Linked DNA regions of Homo sapiens: region 2 is linked to region 1. A link is a contact called in ENCODE Hi-C data. All regions are on one chromosome and are shown on one strand. The core of a region is the stretch at or near the end of the contact, and the rest is flanking DNA. Distances in the headings are between cores, read along the strand shown.

Region 1 (4,309 bases), core at 1,696-4,195:
TAATAGAGTAGATTTGTCTTTACAACTCCAGATATCTGGAATCATATGTTTTCAATGATTGCCTTATGAAGATTATTGAAAACTGATATCTCAGTGTTAATTTTCAGTGTGTCTTGTATAAGCTCTCTCGTGGACAGAGCAGCTTTTATAAGGGTTAAATTTATCAGGCTCCCATATATGTGATTAGCCATTGCTGTAGACAGTTTTCTAGTATTTCATGTTAGGAAATACTCAACAAATACATTTTAATATAACCAAGGTTCTGAAGAAGACCTTACCTCTGAATATTTTCCACAGAGCCTATTATATTCCCGAGTTCACAGAAAGTTGTTTTATTACTTCAAGGACTCTCTGGGCTCAACTCTGTAGCTAAAGAATGTTATGTTATTCTCTGGGCTTGGTAATTGTGTTCCAACTCTGATATTTAGCCGTGATACTGTTGTTTCAGAGTTTGAAGTAAGGGAAGATACCTCTAAAAAAAAGGTTCAACTCTAAAGCGTTTCACTTATCCATCTATATTGTAACATTTTTTTTCCAGTTGTCCCTTTTCTCCAAGCAGAATAAAATAACAGAAGCAGGGCACAGTGGTGAGGGTATTCAGGCACCATGCTTGTGGTTCCAGCTAGTGGACGTTATGTTCCTGTTGGGGACTTTTGAAATGTATATGATGGTTTTTCTGGTCACACTGACAGGGACATTGCTGACACATAGGAGATGGGGACTATGATAGCTGCCATCTTACAGTGTACAGAACAGACCCATATGTCAAAGAATGTTTCCACCCCAAGTGCCAGAAGTACCCCCTGTTGAGCAACACTGAGATAGAGAGGCTTCAATTTCGGGCACTGTGAGCTTGAACAGTTTGCATTTGCTTCATCTGTAAAGTTGGAGGTAAAATTACCTATTGTATAAGATCATTTTAAGGATTTCTGATGATGTATGTAAAGCAGTGAACACAGGACCAGATGCTTAGTAGGAACTAGTAGAGGAATTGTTTGACGCCATTTTTAACCTTTAGTGGTTTCCCAGCCCACTCACAGTAAAAGCTGATGTCCACAGACTGGCCTACATGGACCTGTCCAATGCGATCTCCTGCTCCCCTTTGAGGTCATCTCCTGGTGGTCCCCCTCTCTGGCTCTCTTCCAACCACACTGGCCTCCTTGCTCTTTCTCCATCTCCCCAGGTGGGCTGCCTACCCCCTATCCCCCTCTCCTGGCCTTCTGCACTTGCTCTTTCTGCTATGTGAGAGGCTCTTTGGCTACATGTATCCCCCTGGTGTTCTCCCACACTTTCTTCCACATTCTGCTTACCTCATCTAAGGGGTGTTTTCCTGATGCATGATAGAAAAATAGATGCTTGGCTGTCCACAGCCACCCTTTGTTTCCACTCGGTTGTTTCTCTTCCCTTTACCATCACAGACAGACAGAAATTATTGTCTGTCTCTTCCAAGTAGTACATAACTTTCATGTAAGCAAGTACTCTGCCTTGTTCACTGATATATCCCTAGTGGCTGGAATATCCCATCGTTACTTAGGTGTCAATATGTGTATCAGATGACTGGATTAGTATTTTAAAACAGCAATGGCAAAGAAGTTGTAATTGACTGGTAACACTTGGTTGTATTACCAGTCAATCACAACAGTGTTACCAGTCAGTTACAACAGTACTTCATATGCTATTTGTGTGTATGTATGTGAGACGAGAGTGTGTGTGCATAAAAAAGTTATCCTTTCTACTAGTTACATAGATTTAAATCCAGATGATGGAATTAATAATTTACAGGAAACTCCCCATCTAAACAATTTTGATAAGCTTTGCAAGATATACCACACATTAGGTTGTCCAAAAATTGGATTTCTCTACTCACTGCTCTTCCAATTATATTATTCTCTCATCTCTTTTAATTGAAGGAAGCATGATACTTGTATTCTTACATGAGACTACCTTAAGGGCATAATGATGTGATTATATTTGGGTATATGTTTTGAAATTGGTTGCAAATCTCTAGAGGTTATCAGTAAAACTACTTGTAGCATGTTAGAATTAGTGAGTTTTCCTGTCTGCTTGGAGGAGGTGTAATTGCTCTTTGGATAGACAATAGGTGTTTGCTGTTTCTGTTAATATGGGTAGGAGCTGGGGACATGCTTTGAATGATTATGTTATGAAAGAAACTACTGGCTTGATGTTTTAGAAGCAAGAGAAAGATAAATGGTATAATATACTTATTTGAAAGATAGGTATTTGAATTTAAATTTTCTTTCTTGCTCTTTGGTAGATGTGATGATTTCTTTAAAATATTTTGCTTTGTTTCTGAAAAATTTGTCTGGATTTTATGGCTTAAAAATATGCACCATTTGTGAAACATATTCTTTTTCACACCAGAAATGGCTTTGGAACATATGCATAAAGTTTCTGTTGTTCTAAATTAGTGTTTCTTTTGGGCTAACCTTTCAATTACATTTACCATCCTAAAATAACTTCTTTACCTAAGTTGGACAAGATTTTGTACTGGAAATTAATACCTTTGCCTCCTACTATCCTTATTCCGGTGATGTTCTAAAGATAGTTCAGGTGTTCTGTTTCTGCAGGTAATTATTAGACAAGGAAACCTTTAAATGTGGTGATAATGTTAGGCAGGACCTTTGAAGTTTAATGGTTGTGTTCTAATGTAGGAACTGTTTAAGAGATCCATCTGTGTGGTTTAATCTAGGGCCAATAAACTCAATTATGTGAAGAAGTGAATTGCCTTCTCTTATATTTGTATGTAATGGCTAAGACAATTTTTTTTATTGGATGGTGCTTAATTTCAAAACTTGGGTCTATACCTGGATGGCAGATAATAACTATTCTTCTAAGGTGATCAAGGAAGTGTGTGTGGGTGTGCATGCATTGGGAGATGAGGGGTAGCAGTCCAATCAATGAGTAATTACTGATTGAACACTGTAGCCAGAGAAGCACGTGCGTTTAGCGTGAGTGTTGCGTCTGTCTACCTCTGTGATCCAGCCTCTTCTGCTCGACCTTCAGCCCAATTTTTTTTTTAGTTATCTAATCTGTTACTTTCATTTCCTTCTTTCCCACTCTCTTCTGAACCTACTTTAGGCAGATTTTCTTCTCCATTCTCCCATCAAAACAATGCATATCAAGATTGTCAGTAATCTTCATTTCACTAAATGGATACATTCAAGATTATTGTTACTGGATCTCCAAACAGCACTTGAGACTGTTGACCACTTCCTCTATAAAACACCCTTCCTTTGGCTTTTCGGTTTTGGGTTCTATTTGTCATAAGATAACACCATATTTTTTTTTCCCCTCTCTGGCTATGTCTTTCTAGTTTCCTTTGCAAGTTTATGCTGCTCTAAGAAACCACTAAGTGTTGGAGTTCTTTAAGGCTAATCGTCATAGTATAAGGCTTTTATATTTTCTTGGCAATGTCATCCATTACCATGCCTCCAATTGTCATCTGAATTGCCAATCTCTTCAACATCTTTCTCTAGATGTGCCCTCTCTCTTTGCTTCACAATCATGTGTCCAGCTGCCAATGTGGCTTTTCCAGCTGGACTTGTGAAACACAACAAAGTCAAGACTGATCTCAGGCTATCCCTTGAAAACCTGTACTTCTCAGCGAATTACCCTAGAACTCTCTAGTAGGGCTGGACTCAATAGTGACATACCGTCTCTCATCCCCTTTAGTGAGTGCCGTTAATGCAGCAACATTGCTTTCTCAATACCTGTTGTCTTTACTGATAGAACAAGAAGATGAACAAATCAAAAGCACATAGATCTAAACAACACAGCCAAACACCTTTCACTAAATGGCATATATAGAACCCAGCAACTGCAGAATTAACCATGTGCTGGGCCACAAAGGGAGCCTCTAATTTCAGAGGACTGAAAACATACTGATTTGCTTTCTGACTTAATCCTCAGCAATTAGGCTAGAAGTCAGTTACACAAACATAACTAGACAATCCCCATATAGAAATTAAGCACTATATTTCTAAAATCCAATATGTCATAGAATAAGATAGAAATCAGGAAATATATAGGAGCCAGAGAGTCACCATGAAGTTCAATCGCTTGGTGACCTGGGACCACAGCAAAAACTGCAAACGTCACTTCAATGCCCCCTCGCAGGTATGCAGGAAGGTCATGTCGTCCCTGCTCTCCAAAGAGCTGAGCAGAAATACAATGTCTGCTCCATGCCCATCTGCAAGGACCACGAGGTCCAGGTGGTTTGAGGACACTACAGAGGTTAACAAATTGGCAAGTAGTCAAGTTGTACAGAAAGAAAGTCAAGGTGTATCCA
Region 2 (4,027 bases), core at 384-2,883, 1.8 Mb after region 1:
CAGAATTAAACTGCTGTATAAAAACTTATAAATTAATTTGCTAATTCCCATGATATTTAGAAATTGTGTATTGAGTCCCAATGCCTTTAAAGATGGTCCTGTACAAACAGGGGAACAACAGACACTGGGCCTCTCAGAGAGTGGAGGGTGGAAGGAGAAAGAGAATCAGGAAAAATAACTAATGAGTACTACACTTAATGCCGGGGTGACAAAATAACCTGTATGACAAACCCCCATGACACAAATTCACCTATATAACAAACCTGCACATGTGCCCCTGAACTTAAAATAAAAGTTGAAATAAATAAATAAAGATGGTTTTAGTAACAGTATCTTAAGAACACTAGAGAGTCATATTATCCAGGTCTTATCAGGGGACCCAGATGGGATCACCAGGTTGTCAGTACAAGGAGACTAGCATGCAAAGGGAGAGGCAAGATGTTTATAAAGTACCTCTTATTGAGTGTACACCTCAAAAACACCAGGCCAAATGATGTATATGCATTACCTAATTTAATACAACACATCTACAAGGCAAGTACTATGGAGATAGCCACTTTAGAGCTGAGAAAACTGAGATACTGGGTTCTCCAAGGTCTTCATCACAGTCCAACTCTGGAGCACATGCTGCTAGCTCCTGTGACAGGATAAATATAAGGAGCAGAACTACAAATCAAGCCTGTGATATAATAGGTATAATGTCGATTGGGCAGATGGAAGAAGAGATAATGCAGAAATTTCAGCTACATAAGTCAAGAGACAGCCAGGCACTAGCAGGTAGAACCAGGCAGCTCAGGAGCTCACTGCATGGACACTGGCACCTGGCAGGATTGTGCTGTTGGTTTCAGGACCAAGGGCAACTTCTCAAAGGGACCAAGCTGGGCTAGAAAAATGGGCACATTCTAAATGTAATTTACAATCTATGTTTTTGAAACTGAAAAACACTTTCTCAAAAAGAAAACTTTAACACAGATCGTACAAATGACCAATGAGCACATAAAGAGATGCTTAATACCATTAACCATTAGGGAAATGCAAATCAAAACCACAGTGAGATACTTCACACACACTTAGATAACTACCAAAATAATGGACAATAGCAAGTGTTGGAAGGGATGTGGAGAAATTGGAACCCTAGGAAACTGCTAGCAGGAACGTGAAATGGTCCAGCCACCATGGAAAGCAATTTGATGGCTCCTCAATGAGCCCAGTAGAGAATTTCCATATGACCTAGGAACTCCACTCCTGGGTATATTCCCCAAGGAACTGGAAACTGGTGTTCAAATAAAAACATTCACAAAAATGCTCATGTTAGCACTATTCACAGTAGCAAAATAATGAAAACAACTCAGATGTTCATCAACTCATGAAGGAATTTTTTAACATGTGACATATTCATGGAATGGAATACTATTCAACCATAAAAAGGAATGAAATTTTGATACATGCTACAAGGTGAATGAACTTCGATTGAAAACATTTATTGTAAGTAGAAGCAGTGAGACATAGAAGGTTATGTATATGGCATAATTCCATTTATATGAAACATAAAAAGTAGAGTTGGCAAATCCACACAGACAGAAAGCAGATTAGTGGTTGCCACGGGCTGGTGGAAGAGGGAAAATGAAGAGTAACTGCTTAATGGGTTTGGGGTTTCCTTTTGGGGTGGTGAAAATGTTCTCGTGGTGATGGTTGCATCACAACATGGTAAATGCAGTTAGTGTCACGGATGGTAAATTTTATGTTATATGTATTTTACCACAATTTAAAAAACAGAAAAAGAAAACCTTTATGAAAGCTCTATATGGAAAACTGATAAAAGCAGGGTAGCGCTGGTGAAATCTGGCATCGACAGGAACCCTGGAGCCATTCTTCTTCCAGCTTCCCTGGACACACTGTCGTTAGAACAGAGAAAGCCAAGTTTACTTATCTAACCCATAACACGCAGCTCTGAAGAAAAGCAGAACTGAAATTTCTCTGTTGTCACACGGAAGTGCCAGCTACACTTTGAGCCAAATGCTAAGGGAAAGTTTTCAAAAGTTCAAATTTATAGAAGCCACACTAGGAATTTTAATTTGCATGGAAAAACGAGAAACAAGCCTCTTAAAAACAAACAAACAAAGCCTATGGGAATGTTTCCAGTTATTTTTTAAGTCTTTAGTGATAGAAAACATTAGCCAAACTTTCCCCTGTTGACTCTCATGGAAAAAAAAAAATGTCAAAAAAAGGGTCTTACTTTGTAGCATACATGGCCATTTTTCATCAGTTTTGCAAAGCCAGGTTCTACCTTTTCATTTAACTTTGGGGATGTGTCTCTTAACCAAAATCTAACTTTTCAAGGTGCTTCATTCATTGCTTTAAAAGTTCCTTCAGGTGGTGGTGTCATCTTTTTGTCCACTTATTTGTTGGGAAGTCATCTACTGGTGTCCTAAGCCAGGATTCAGCATTACTCTCAGCCTTGCAAATGAATTAACGGGTGACCATCTCGCTATCTCTACACTAGAAACAGACTTGAACATACTCACCTCTTTCAGTCCTAATCTCTTCTTTCCTTCCTCCCAATTCACAGTTGCCTGCAACTGGTTCCGAGTGCCCATGTGTGGGCATCTCCACCGAGGGAGGGAGGCATGGGGTGAGGTCCTTTCTTCCTCTTTAAGGAGTGGATTTTCTCAAGAGCAACGTGGGAAGTTCTACATTAATGTTGAAGCTGAGCTTTCTTGCCACTGTGTGTGTGGCACAGGAAACAGGCTCTCCACATGATGGTAAGAAGCCTTAAACCCAGATTACGGCACCTTTCTCTCTGGAGTGCTCTTTTTGGGTAGAGGGTAAAAGGTCATCCTCTCAGACTGGATAGTTGTTCTCAGCCAATTACATGATCTCCGTGCTTCTACAAAAGGGATCTTTGAAACTGCATCAAAAGATTTTATGCAACTGATTTACAAAAAGCACAATTAAGTAGATGGAAGCATTATTCAAGACCATCTGGTGGAAGAGGTAGCATATTTAAAATTCTAGTATAATTATTAGCGGCAAAAAAGATTGTTTTAAATGACGAGCTATCCATTATCTGTCATACTCTGGTAGACTACATAGCTCCATTTATTCCATCAAGGTCCCAAAATAAAAAGATGTAAACATGGTACCATTGGAATGCTAGAACTCAAGAAATCTACATGTAGAGACGAAGCTCAGGAGAGAAGCTATGGATGGCCTTGAACTCCCAATTACAAATCTTTATTTTCTGTGTTTCACTGGAAGCATTAAAACTGCTTCAATGGAAAAGAAATCAGATTTATATTCTTTTTTCTTTTTCTTTTCTCTGGGCATCATTGAAACCAAGGACGGTGCCTTGCTGGGATTTTTCTTATCCTTGAAGGGCAATTGTCAAGCATAAGTCTCCAGCGTCAGAAGGTGTTGAGTCAGTGTGTTTCTGTGTCAAGGACTGCAGACCCAGTTGCACTTCCAAAATGCCCTCCTTCAGCTTTAACATAGTCAGAGGTGATTTAGGTCAACACTTGTGCCATGATCAGTAAGTTTATCCGCAACTAATACTTGGTTACCCCGAGGTTGTTTAGAGTATTACATACAGTTTTTAACAAATCCCTGCTCTTTTTTCTACATGGAAATAATAATCTTGTTGAGAGAGAAACCTTTTTGACAAACAGAATTGGAAAATTGGAAATAAACGTTCATTTTTGGAAATATATTCACTCTATCACCTTTGTTATCTCATCACATATGAAAACAATCACTTTCTTCTAAAACATGCCCTAGCAACTTTTAAGAAATTCTGAATAATATTAAAGCAATGCATTCCTGTTCTCTAGATTTAGGTCTGGAAGTTAGCAAGTTTATTTTATTTTATTTTAGACGAAGGCTTGCTCTGTCGCCCAGGCTGGAGTGCAATGGCACAATCTCTGCTCACTGCAACCTCCGCCTCCCAGGTTCAGGCAATTCTCCTGTCTCAACCTCCCGAGTAGCTGGGATTAGAGGCATGCGCCACCACGCCCAGCTAATTATTATTATT

Evidence for each region. A loop is a pair of places that touch in the nucleus more often than their neighbours do. Pooled maps may share reads with other maps.
Region 2: a map with no recorded cell type shows a loop between it and region 1 (7-fold over the local background). The contact joins two enhancer-like sites. A Hi-C loop is called at or near these places in 3 of 37 single-sample maps with no recorded cell type and 1 of 50 pooled maps.

What each region holds. Positions count from the first base shown.
Region 1 is chr15:94,269,431-94,273,739 of GRCh38, forward strand. All of the region lies in intron 1 of MCTP2 (multiple C2 and transmembrane domain containing 2), which reads left to right. It also overlaps the pseudogene RPL26P5. Among named protein-coding and RNA genes, the nearest start is that of MCTP2, 40 kb to the left of the region's middle. Within about 2 kb of position 2,946, at least 4 of the 41 ENCODE cell types and tissues checked have a DNase peak (open chromatin) inside an H3K27ac peak, as active enhancers do.
Region 2 is chr15:96,041,163-96,045,189 of GRCh38, forward strand. The region is part of intron 1 of LOC112268156 (a long non-coding RNA gene); the gene reads left to right. LOC105370998 (a long non-coding RNA gene) reads right to left here. Exons shown (of 4, transcript XR_001751688.2): 4 at 1,461-2,908. Among named protein-coding and RNA genes, the nearest start is that of NR2F2-AS1, 280 kb to the right of the region's middle. Within about 2 kb of position 1,634, at least 3 of the 41 ENCODE cell types and tissues checked have a DNase peak (open chromatin) inside an H3K27ac peak, as active enhancers do.